2 separate regions of the Homo sapiens genome follow, and region 2 is linked to region 1. A link is a contact called in ENCODE Hi-C or POLR2A ChIA-PET data. All regions are on one chromosome and are shown on one strand. The core of a region is the stretch at or near the end of the contact, and the rest is flanking DNA. Distances in the headings are between cores, read along the strand shown. Region 1 holds the start of IATPR (ITGB1 adjacent tumor promoting lncRNA). Region 2 overlaps NRP1 (neuropilin 1).

Evidence for each region. A loop is a pair of places that touch in the nucleus more often than their neighbours do. ChIA-PET counts read pairs that join two places held with the same protein, here RNA polymerase II (POLR2A). Pooled maps may share reads with other maps.
Region 2: a pooled map shows a loop between it and region 1 (4-fold over the local background). The contact joins the enhancer-like site here to the promoter of IATPR in region 1. A Hi-C loop is called at or near these places in 9 of 50 pooled maps. POLR2A ChIA-PET finds 5 or more read pairs at or near these places in 2 of 52 experiments (T-cell and activated T-cell).

What each region holds. Positions count from the first base shown.
Region 1 is chr10:33,113,860-33,120,205 of GRCh38, reverse strand. It overlaps IATPR (ITGB1 adjacent tumor promoting lncRNA), which reads left to right and starts at 3,399. Exons shown (of 3, transcript NR_160030.1): 1 at 3,399-3,735.
Region 2 is chr10:33,248,923-33,255,268 of GRCh38, reverse strand. NRP1 (neuropilin 1) reads left to right here. Exons shown (of 17, transcript NM_003873.7): 6 at 1,075-1,241. Among named protein-coding and RNA genes, the nearest start is that of NRP1, 83 kb to the left of the region's middle. Within about 2 kb of position 2,333, at least 5 of the 41 ENCODE cell types and tissues checked have a DNase peak (open chromatin) inside an H3K27ac peak, as active enhancers do.

The sequences.
Region 1 (6,346 bases), core at 2,150-4,649:
TGAAGTTCTGGGGTGGTCTGTACATGACAATAGGCAAATGTAACTTTCTTCAAGACTCCAGGCAGGAGAGCCATTGCAATGCTAGCCCCTTGTAGTTGGTAATAATTCCCACAGTCAGGAATTTGATCTTAAAAAAAACTTAAATTCCCTCTGCAATTGAAGCCCATTACATCTTAATTTATATCTGGAGAGTTGGTAACAGCTGATTCCCACTCTATGTTTTTCACTGGCCTTCACATATTTGAAGATGTCGAGTAAGTAGGTTTTCAGCTTCTTCTTCTTTGGGTCATATACTCTGAAATCTTTGTAGATCCTTTTATCTTCCTTTTACTTTGTATTTGTCACCCTCTAAAAACAGATGTCAACAGCTTGTGGAGAGACAGAAGATATAGTCATGAAATGAGAGTCTTAGATCAAAATAACAATTATTTTGACATCTAGGGCACTTTATAGTATGCAAAACATTTTCACCTGCCTTATTTCTGAATCCCCACAACTACCCAATGGCATCAATAAGACAAACGTTTATTCCTATTTATTAAAGTTAAGCTCCTTTCTCAGGATCATACTTATTAATGGCTGAGCTGAAACTAGAAAACAAACCTCCTTGAATTGCAAGTATATGGACAAGGACAAAAAGAAAATTGAAAAGAATAAAATCAGCTGATGTGTCTGAATAGCAGATTATTTTCTCTCCAATGTTCCTTGATTGTAATTTTGCCTTTTCAGTAAACAAAATCAGAACTTTTTTTTTAAAGCTGAGTCTTTATAAAGTGTTTGGGCAGGGTTGGAATATTTTGAAGTATGTAATTTTAAAATAAATAACTCAGATTGTAGGCACAACAGAAAACTACACAGTGAATGTTCTTCTCGCTACTTTCATTGACTTTGATTTTTCTGGTTCTAGAAAAATGGTAGAAAATTGGTTGTAGTCAGAATTAGAAATAAAAATATATTTAGTACCATTGTGTTTGAGGTAAAATATTTGCATGCATGTATACTTAAATGCCAAATACAAGTGCGTCACATTGCATGAATAATGGAAGTGTTAGACCCTAAAGATGCCCCAAGATTTTTTGAATACCACAGAATATCTCCATGGACCAGCCACTAGAATGAAAGTTCCATCTTTGTCCAGTTCTATGGTAGCAACAGAACATAGCAAGTTAAGGCATAATGGCCTCTGCTCTCTATAATAGGTATGGGCTCACGTTTATTTTCTATGTCAGGCCTTCTAGTGGGTATAATAAAGGTAGACACAATCTTTATTTCTATATGCTGACTAGACGCAAGGGAGAAGTAGTGACCCAGAAAAGACGAGTGGTGGGGGTGGAGTAGATGGTGAATAAGGTTTACAGTGATTCCTACTTAGTAAAGTTCAGTCACATTCTCAGGAGTGCATCTGTCTACAGCTGAGCTGAAACTAGAAGGCGAACAGTGAATAGAACAAGGATCAGAGGCTGTGCCACTGACACAGCAAACACTCCCATTTGTCCCTACAGTGTTCCACAAAAAACAAACCTGAAAAACTGTATCCAAGTCTCTGGTGGGGGCCAGGGGTCCAAAAATCTGCATATTTAACCAGTATCCCAGGCAATTGGGGGCACACTAAAATATCTGTGTTCCTGCATGTCACCTGCTCAACAACTCAGAAGGTTACAAAAAGTAATCCAAGACTCAGGGAGGTTCTGTCAAACAGTGCCTGGGAGAACCAAACTTGAGCCCTTCTGATGCCAGAAATAGACTGTGTTCTTCACTGCACATTGCCACAACCTGGTGGCAAGTCTTTACAATTCTCTGAGCCTTGGCCTCCTCTTGTGTAAAGTGAGAGGTTAGGATTTCTTTTGTGTTTGGCATTTGATGATGACCCGAGGTGAAAGAGTTGTCTGCATCCAAGACAGCTGGATACCAAGGTGCCATTTTGGATCAGAGAAACTTGCACAAACTCTGGGCCAAATGGTTTTACAGTGGTCTCTGACTCTCTCAGACTAATTTAAGATGTATCCCAGAACGATTAGCCTATGGCCCATTTATATCAAGATCCAGCTGAGTTCTAATTGGCACGAGCAACCGCTGGCATGGTACACACAAGTGCTTGCAAAGGTGATTGCCAACAGCCACCCAGCTGCAGCGGAGAGGATGTGGGCACAAACCCTTCAGATTAGGGTGTGTCACTTGAGACCAGGCCAGAGCCATCAAAGCACCCTGTTTTCCTCCACCCTTTCCGACTGCCCCAAGACTGGCACAGGGTTTAGTAATAGCGAAAGTAACACTTGCCCATGTAGGGACCAACAGTCTTTTCTAGGTTGAGTTTTCTAACTTGAGTGAGGTGCCAGACAGAAAGATGCCACCAGAGAGATTTGGCTCCCCAATGTGCCATGCAGTAAAGCCTGGCCCTTATGGCCTGCCGGACAGCATTACAACAAGTGACAAGCGCACATTTACTGTCATGGCCTGACTGAAAATCCTTGTCGTCTTAATTTGTCATTCCGAAATATATGAAAACACCTACTTAGGCCACAAAGCCTTCTTTTTTGCCTAATGGTGTTCTAGAAATAAACTGGCAGTGAAGGATACTGCATTGTTACGGGGATGTTGTCAGTTGGTTTCGTTTATCCATTTATCAATGCCATTTTGCAAGAAATAGTCTCTGCTTTAGAGATGACACTTCATACATAACAGGGAGGGCGTGAGTTTTCCTTAACTGCCAGAACATTACATAATATAACATGTCACCAGGCCTCAAATGCAGCAGCAAAGACTCTGTATATAGGCGACTCCAGAGCCAACATGTGCTTAGCCAAAAAAAATGATTCAATGCCTTCAGAATGTGGGATGCAAAATGAGATTCTGTAGGAGTCAGGGGTCAATGGTGGGAGAGTGCAAGAAACAGATCTGACAGCTCCCAAGTTCGGGGCAATCTGTTCTCAGTTAACTAATAGTTGAGAGGGATCGCTGAAGGATACAACATTGATACCCCAAAGCGCTCCAATCAGTTTCACTATTTGGCCTGATTTTATGTGTCTGTTTTCCATTCCTCCCTAACTCCTTCTTGGGCTGCAGAATGGGCCTCATTTGCAGGTTTGGTTACCAGTTATCAACTTCCACTGTGATAAAGGACAATTAGGATACAACATTGATACCCCAAAGCACTCCAATCAGTTTCACTATTTGGCCTGATTTTATGTGTCTGTTTCCTATCCCTCCCTAACTCCTTCTTGGGCTGCAGAATGGGCCTCACTTGCAGGTTTGGTTATCAGTTATCAACTTCCACTGGGATAAACGACAATTAGGAGGTGGTGGGGACAGGAGTCCTGCCTGTGAAGTCCCAGTTAATCACCAAGCCATACAACCTCCCCTAAAGAGTCAAGAGCGGATGCAGGCTGTTGATGTTTTTCATTCAAAGCTCGCAATGCACCGTTCTGAAAACTCTCCAGCGTAGAATTCAGGAACCCTGAGTTTTCTATCTCTGTCTAGTTCTGGACTGAATGGGCTCAAGTCATCTAGTTAACCTCTCTGGATTTCAGTCTTCTGAAAAGTGAAGCTAAGAGATCTAGCATTCTGCAGAAAAGTACTGGAGATGACTCAGGACTGAAAATGATCATGAAGCCCCTTTGCAAATATCAAAGTGGTGATGAAGCAGTCATGAACTTTGACCAGAAGCCGTGTTTTGTGGGATTGCCACTTTAATCGCTCCTGTTCATCATTAGGACTGCAGCCAGAGTGTGGAAGGAGGTGAGTGCTTTGGTGGTCTTGCTAGGTTGCGGAGCGTGGGCTTTTGTGGATATGCAACAGTGCCCTCTATTGGCATCCGGCATATTTTAAGCCACTGGAGCTGATAAGTCCATTTTCCTCTGCCCTGTGTCTTTGTACTTCTTAGTGGAGGCCCAGAGAGCTTGTGTGTAAGGGGCTGTGACCAGACTGCTCAGCAAGGGCTTTTGCTTCGCAGAGTGCTGCGCGTACATTAGAAAGCTGCTGAGTGGAAATCTTATTCCCTGGGATTTTAAACAGCCACATTTCCTGGCGTTTGACATCAATGGGACATTTAGCAAATGGAGTGCCAGATGGAGCTCCTGGCTCTATTTTCTGTAAGACACTTGAGAGTCAGAACCCTCCCAATGTTTGCGCTTGATAGGCTTGCCCACCGTAGGGCTGGCCACGGCTCAGTGGATGCGGGGCATTCTGCGGGCTTGCAACGCGGGGAGAGCGGGGACACACAGGATAGCACGTGGCAGCTCGGCCTGCATTGCTACACACAAAAGCATTTCAAGTTCCAGCATCCTTGGTAATTCACTTTAACACTCAGTCACTCACTTCTCTTATGTTATCTGACTTCCTTACAAGCCACATGCAAGAAAACAAATAGTAATTGACTCACACTTTCACAAGCACTGTCTCTCCTGAACTTCTCAAGGCAGTAAGCAAGGCAAACCTCGGTGCCACTGTTTTGGAGATCAAGAAATGGAAGCTTAGATTGTTGAGGGACTTGCCCACAGTTCCATGGTATCACCTTATAACTTATAGAAAAAGCAATGAAATCTCAGATTTTTTCTAATATCTAAGCAGTGCTGTCTTCCCCACCCCCCACCCCCTTTTGTTTTTTGAGACGGAGTCTCACTCTGTCTCCCAGGATGGAGTATAATGGCATGGTCTCGGCTTGCTGCAACCTCCACCTCCCAGGTTCAAGGGGTTCTCCCACCTCAGCCTCCCTAGTAGCTGGGACTACAGACACAGGCCACCACACCCAGCTAATTTTTGTATTTTTAGTAGAGACATGGTTTCACTATGTTGGCCAGGCTGGTCTCAAACTCCTGACCTCGTGATCCACCCGCCTCAGCTTCCCAAAGTGCTGGGGTTACAGGCGTGAGCCACCACTCCCGGCCTCTCTTCCCCCTTTCTATGTGAACACATGTACTTTTATTAAATCATTTTGATTATTTTCTATTAATAATTCACATTTATATGAATCACAGAATTCAAGATTACTATATAGTCCCTAGAAATTGCTTTATTACTCACTATATTTATGAAGGCTCCTAGTAAATCTCCATGATGATATTTGGAGAGTCTCTGATATATTCAAAGTTGTCCTGTTTTTATACTGAAGGCAGCCGACACTGATCCAGTCAATGAAATCGTGATTCTCTAAGAATGAATATTTGGATTTTTTTTTTCTTTTCATAAGGTTGCGTGTCTTTGGTGTTCAGGCAGGTAGATGCCACATTGCTTTATTAAATTGGTGTAATGGAGCATGGATTTTTTTATATTGTCATATGCAGTGATAATCTAAAATTCTAGAGCTATGATTCATCTCTGAGGATGTTTTACTCATATTGCACAATAACCAAAAAGTATTTAGACCTCAAACAGCGGGTTAACTGGGCATGGCCCTGTCCTTGTACAGTTTGCATGCTGTTATTTTTACAGATGTTCTCCTCAGTTCCCACCTTAATTCAGGTCAGGGGAGTTAATGGGAAATGAAACTGCATCTCCTCTACTTCCCTCCTTCCTGCACGGTTGACTTGAATTATAAACCAACAGCTATGCTCTGCCGGTTGATAACTGAGTTGTTTACCACCTCAACCAGAAGATGCAACGATTAGCTGTTTTTTTCTGGCTTTAGAAAAAGGTTACCTCGTAAATAGATGAGGAGACAATCTGCATATCTGCCCCATCTTACCTTTGACTTAGATACCTACTTCCCTACTGAAACAATAAACCAGTCTCTGGCTGTTGCTGCAGAAGAATCTGCTACAGAAATATCTGTCACACTTTAAAATTGTTTCCCACACACCAAACAAGCTCAACCGCTCTTCTCTTGTTCCAAAACAAAAGCCTTATCCTGTAGGACTCTTTCAACAAAAACCAATGAAGAACACCTTTACTTTTTCAAGTAAAACTAAAAATAATGATCACAAAACAAAAACTTGCTCTTTATATTTATTCAACTTCCTCTAGCCGCCCCCTACATTAAACCAAGTGTTTGAGAAGAGTTTCAAGAAATCTTAACTTCAGAAGGAGTTTTAGGAAGTTCCTATTGCAATCTCTGATTAACGTGGAAATCCATTCTCTTGATAAATACTTCCACTAACAAAGAGGCCTCTCTTTAAAAGATTGTCCATTCCTTTTCTGGAGAGTTCTAAAAGAGGATAATCAAAAGGAAAGACCCTTCTTTCACTGGAATTTATGTCTTAGTAAGTGTTCATTTCAGATATATTCACAAGTAAAAAGAGAGTAAACTCTAAGACTCAAAAATGGGCCATTTCTATGAAATAAGGACACAACAGATCGAAGCTGAAAGATTTGATCAACCTTATCAATTGTTGAAAGACAAGTCTTATAGAAG
Region 2 (6,346 bases), core at 1,084-3,583, 140 kb before region 1:
GATTTATGTATTTTTGTGCCTGTAAATAATTGTTATATTACAAATAACAAACCTAAGCTTAAAAATATGAAGCCATTGCAAGAAAACCTTGTATGCCCTAAAACCTTATCTGTTATTGATAGAAAATTCAGAAAATGGGGAATTTTGGTTAGTTGAGATTTTCTGGATGGTTGAGAATCTTCCCTTTAATCTCTAAAGCTTTTTTTCACTTGTGTACTTTGGATAAACATTTTCCTAAAACTGAAAGCTCATATTCCCAGTATCATCAAACTGAGGATGTTAGGCCTAAGAGAATATAGATTTTGATGTTTCACTGGCCTTGAAACACCACGTCCCTGCTGAAGGCCCCTCCCTCCAGGGACATGTCCACCTAATGTGCTTCTTTAAACAAAGCAATCATTCTTATGCTCACTGTTGTGAGCATTATGATTTTATGCTCTAAAACTGTGGTGCTTTGGGGCCGTGTGACAGTGCAGTTTACCCCCAATGCATAACTGTGTTTTGATAAACTAATTATGTTAATAGTCATGCAGGCCAGAGGTGGGGCATAAGAACAATGGAAGTCAGGAAGAGGTGGTCTGGGTGCCAATAGTAGAATCTGAAAGACAGGGAGTTAAGTTCTACCATCCATTGAGTATGAATTGTAACTAGACATAGAGTCTTTTTTCAATTCTCTTCGATATTAAAAGAAATAATTTAATACAAAAATTTTATTTTAAATGCAACTTTTTGTGTGTACCCATATGACAGGTAGAGTCACAGATAGTTACAAACACACACACTCAACTGTGAAAATAAATCAGAATTTTCATCATTTCCTGGTAAATTTCAAATAGTCTTTTTGTCAACCTAGGTCCACTTGGGAAAATTATTAATCACTGTATGATCTTCATAATATTTTTAAATATTGCCATGAAAATCCAAGTATCAGTGCTATATTCCAATAAGTCCCTTACTACCATCTTTTTAAAGAATTTTGAATGAAAGAACTCTTTGGTGTATCAAGTTAAAAAAGAAAAATGCATCTTAAATCCCCTATATTTTGATGACTGTGGGCCCTGTTTTTCCCTTCAGATTTCAAATGTATGGAAGCTCTGGGCATGGAATCAGGAGAAATTCATTCTGACCAGATCACAGCTTCTTCCCAGTATAGCACCAACTGGTCTGCAGAGCGCTCCCGCCTGAACTACCCTGAGAATGGGTGGACTCCCGGAGAGGATTCCTACCGAGAGTGGATACAGGTATGCAGCATAAGATCAAGCCTATCTAGGATTGAATAAGTTTTTGACCATCTAGAGAGGTTGTTGAAAGAAAGTGGTACTGTGCCAAATGGCCTCCAATGAGAAGATAGGTTCACGGCCATCAGGTATAAATCACTGCAAGAGAAGATAGGTTCACGGCCATCAGGTATAAATCACTGCAAAATGAGCCCATCGCTACACGATCAGAGAAAAGCAGGCCCAAGATGACATCCCTGAAAACGCATTTATCTTCTCAGATACTTATATACTACTCTTCCGAGAATGTGACTACAAGTGTCTCACTTTGATAACAGCTCCAAGATCTGATTTTTCCCAACTACACACTGTCTGTTAATGGGCTTCCTATTTTGACATGTTTTTATTTCCTGGATGAAATATATGAATCCTGTTTATAGACGTGTATGAAATAATTGTTTCCAATAATAGGTTTCTGTTTGTTCAGGGTAGGAGAAGGGAAGGAAAGGTTGGAGTGTGTTTTTCCATGTAGGTCTATATAGCACACATCCAAGAAGGGGGTTTGGTTGAAGGCACTCTCCATTGACGAGATATCCATGTTTAGGCATGAAATGTACATATTTGTGTCTTCATTAGTGATGCTACCTCTGCTTTCCTCGCTTTGTTCTGGCATTCCCTTCCTGCTGTCACTTACATATCCCCACAGACACCTCGTCTGCCCCACATCCCCACCGCTGACCCCATTTTCCAGCCGTCTAATCTACCCCCTCTCATCGCCGGCACCACTCCTAATGCCCACTTGCCCAACCTTGATATCTGGGTATTCCCACCCAAAGGCCTGATGCTGACAGTCCTGAGTTTTTCACTCACTGTTAAATGAAACATCCATAGCTGGATCTGTGGGTTAAACTGTGGGCAAATTATACAAAAGATTATTTGCTGAAGGATCCAGGCTTCCTTTTCAGGAGAATAGTCAGATCCTGTCTTACGTTTATTGCTAGATATAAAATGACTAATTCCCAGAGAGAGTTTCTAAGCAAGAAAAAAAAAAAAAACCACAAGATGATTAATCCTCTACTTTCCACATCTATTGCTGCTTCAGTCTTTTGAGCACAAATAGCAGATTTTGTTTTACTTTGGAAAGGTCAATATTAGTTTAACATACACTTAAAGTGAAATGGCCTATTACAGGAGACTGAACTCACGCTAACCTCCAACACTGAGAAATATGTAGAGAGTGAGAAAAGATGAGACGTCTACCTTGGGATTGCTGAATCCATCTCTAGATTAAGACAGAAATGAAATGAGTTTGCCAGTGTCAAAATAGTTCTTGGTAACTTGTTTTCCCACATCCCCAAACCAACAGGCAGTTCAGTATGATTGACAGATGTGCCTCTCGGGGGAAGCTTACATTTTGCAGCACTAAGCATGTTTGCATGGTAATGAAACAGGAAAGGTCTCCTTGTGTCCCTCACAGGGCGTGCGATAGGGGTGTGGCTCGCTTCTTCAGTGCCCCGCTGCTGAAACCTCTAGGGGAGCATACAGATGGGCAGGCAGTGGGGCTTCGACCCCACGGCAGTGTCTAAGGCTGAATGTTTACAGCCGCAGCCCCAGTGGGCGCGTGTTACAGGTGCTCTTTTGCTTTGCCGTCTATAGGCGGCTTGTGTTCACCAGCTCAATTAGACCCCCTTCCTTATCACAAGGACAGAGGGATTTCTGTATCCCAGGGTTTCTTGCCTTGGTGTACGGGAAGATTCGGATCACACGTGGTCTTGGAGAATGCGTGCAAGGTTTTATTGCTGGGGGAGCCGGAAGGGAGATGGTTTTCTCCTGGACTCTTCTCCAACAGCTCCGGTCAAACTCCACGTCGTTGTGCTTGTGCCTGTTGGTGTGCTCTTCTACCGGTGGGCTCTCGACGATCAGCCACTTGTGCCTTCTTCCCCCAATGTGTTCCTCACGATATCCAGCCGCTTGTATATCTGCCCGCTAGGGTCTCGGGTTATTAAAGGCCCAGGATGGGGGCGTGGTGGGCCATGGTGGTCTTGGAAAATGCAACATTTAGGCGGGAAAGCAGGAGTACCTGTCTTCACTTTGGTCCGTGGGGGTGGAGCCCTAGCCAGGGACTCTCCTTTCTCTACCCTGCACTTCCCTTCCCCCTTCTGTACCATTTAAAGGGACCGCGCTCTTGCCTTCCCAGCACTCCCGTATCAGTAATGTAGTCCCATTCTTGGTAATGTGGGGAGCTCTCACTAAGGTAGAAATGGTGGTCTTCCAGGAGCTCTGAAACTGCAACTGTAGCAATTCTTCTGCGCAAGGCAATTCTCTTGTCAGTAAAAACACTAAGACTACATGGCCTCTCACAAAGCATTTGTGAACAGAACAGATTTACATCATTCTTTGGAGTTAGACACAATCTGAGATTGCCCCAGAAGAAAAAAAAATCTCAAATCATCCATCTCTTTTTGCCAATGAGAAAACATGATCAGGAGAAGCAAGGTAACTCAAACCCCAAAAACTAGAGGGTTTTCTTCTTGCTTATGCCATGTTCTATGGCTGGGCCAGCTGGGGTCTGCTCTGTATCTTCTCATGCCAGGACCCAGACTTGGGGGACAGCGTCCTCTGAAATGTTGCCTGCCCCAAGGCAGAGTGTATTAGTCTGTTCTCACACCGCTATAAAGAACTACCCAAGACTGGGTTAATTTATAAAGGAAAGAGGTTTAATTGACTCAGTTCTGCATGACTGGGGAGGAAACTTAGAATCATGGCAGAGGGGAAGCAGGAAAGTTAAGATCATGGCAGAAGGGGAAGCAGGCACGTCTTACATGGCGGCAGGTGAAAGAGGCGAGTGAAGGAGGAACTTCCAAACCATCTTATAAAACCATCAGATCTCATGAGAACTCACCCACTATCATGAGAAGAGCACGGGGAAAACCGCCCCCATGATCAAATCACCTCCCACCAGGCCCCTCCCTCAATGCTGGGGATTACAAATCAAGATGAGATTTGGGTGGGGACACAAAGCCTGACCATATCACAGAGGGAGGAAGATTGCAGCTCATCATGATGGTTCTTGGGTCTCCCTGCTGGATAACTTCCACCCACCTTCACTGCCAAAGCATATCACAGAGCCACACTTAACTTCTGAGGGGCAACAGGAAGCTGTGGCCCCACCTGGCTAGAGGGAGGAGAGCTTAAATGATAATTGTCCTACTCATACGACACTAATCCTTTATCAAGTCCAAAGAATGTGGCCCGATCTGTCCTAAGTACTTGAATATTTTTTATCTGATCCTCACTGCAATCCTGGGAAGGAGGTATAATCATCCCCATTTTAAAAACGAGATTGCTGAAGTTCAGAGAAACGAGTAAACACTCAAGGTCACAGTTAGTGACCAGGCTTGGAAACAAGGTCTATCAGACTCTAACACCCACTTGTTTATATTACAGTATGCAGGATTTTAACCATTTATTCCCATTCATATACTTTCAAGCCTATTTTATGAAATGTCCATCACCTCCCTGCTGAATCACGTTGAGATGGGTTGGGTGCTTCCTATTTCTAAGCCTACAATGCAGGGACTTTGCTGCTCCATCCCTCTGAAAGGTGAAAGTCACAAAAGCTTAGCTTCAGGTTCACCTTGAGGTAAAATTACCGTTTTTCGCCTTCCGAGCTCAGCAGGCTCATTTACATGCTTCTTGTGTCTGTGTACAGGGTGGGTGCTGTTATCATCCACTGATCACCTAATTATGAATAATTTCATGTGTTTCCAGCTTTTCTGAAACTCCTTGGAAGTGGTTGGCTTGTTGTTTTCATTAGATAGATGTTTTGTAAATTAACCAACAAGTACAGCATAATTTATACTGAGGGCAAGAGGCACGTACCTCTAATCACAAGAACCTTAGCACACATACATTTCTATTTATATGCACATAAGTATGCAGATGACATTTGTTTTCTTTTTCAGCTTTTTCACATTTTGCATGAAATATGCCCTCACAAAACAAGTTGCTGTAGCAACAACAAGTACACAAATACTTGCATGTGTTAAATTAATAAGGCGATATTGGAAGCTGACTTTCCATCAAGACAGGAACAAGCTTCGGTTCCCATTGTTTTCCCTAGGAAATTACTGAGTGGCATTAAAAAAAAAAACAATGCATCATTAACTGTCGATATGAACGTCCACATTGGAGCTTCCTGTGAGATCCGTTGTCTGCCAGAAAGCTTAAAAACAAGTCAAGGAGCCTGTTAGTGAGAAGGAGCGTGAAGGAAGTCCCAATGTGAAGGTTTGCACACAGCCATATCCTGCTCAAAAAGCCACTTCATATCCTGAGCTACTAAAATTTCCTCATTGTCAGTGGCAGAGTTAATCACACTATGAAATTTGCCTGCCCTGCCTTTTTTTCCAGATTATTCCATTCTTTATTCTGTGTCCCAGAGCTGCTGATCTTATTATTAATTTTACCTTTTTCCTTTCTTTGTTTCTGGTTAATCATTCTAGGATGCAAAATACAGACTCCGTGTATCAGTGGTGCGATCAAAATCTTCCTCTTCAAGCACATCATTAGAACCCAGGCCATTAAGCTCATTGAAACTGAGTTTCTTTTCCTATAAAATAAAAATAACGTAGCCTTCACTCCATTCAGGCTCTCTCAATCTGTGATCTATGAATCTCAGAGAAATGCAGTTTCAGTTTTTCCTTTTCATTTCCGCAAACTAAGTACACAGTGTACTGCATCTTCTAGGGAGACGTTCTCAAAGATCCTGAACGTAGCCATTGACACGCAAAGCAGAATTTAATTCGTTAATTATTTCAATGTTTTATTAATGATAGTGTTCACCACACTGTAAACAGATTTATCCTTCCAGCTTTAATTAAAGCTCTTGGGAGTGCTTTCCTCAAAATAACTGTGACTTTTCTCTGATTAAAATGCCAGGAGACAAAAAAAAAAAAAAAAAAAAAAAACAAGAGACATAATACCTGGGTGGGATATGAACTTTGTTGTTCAAAGAAACAAAAATAGCACCAGGATTACCACACTCCCTAGTGACTTTTGAAATTAAATTACTTGACAAACCAACTCGGGCTGAAACTACTCTTCTCCAAATTTGGGGACTTTTTCTCTTG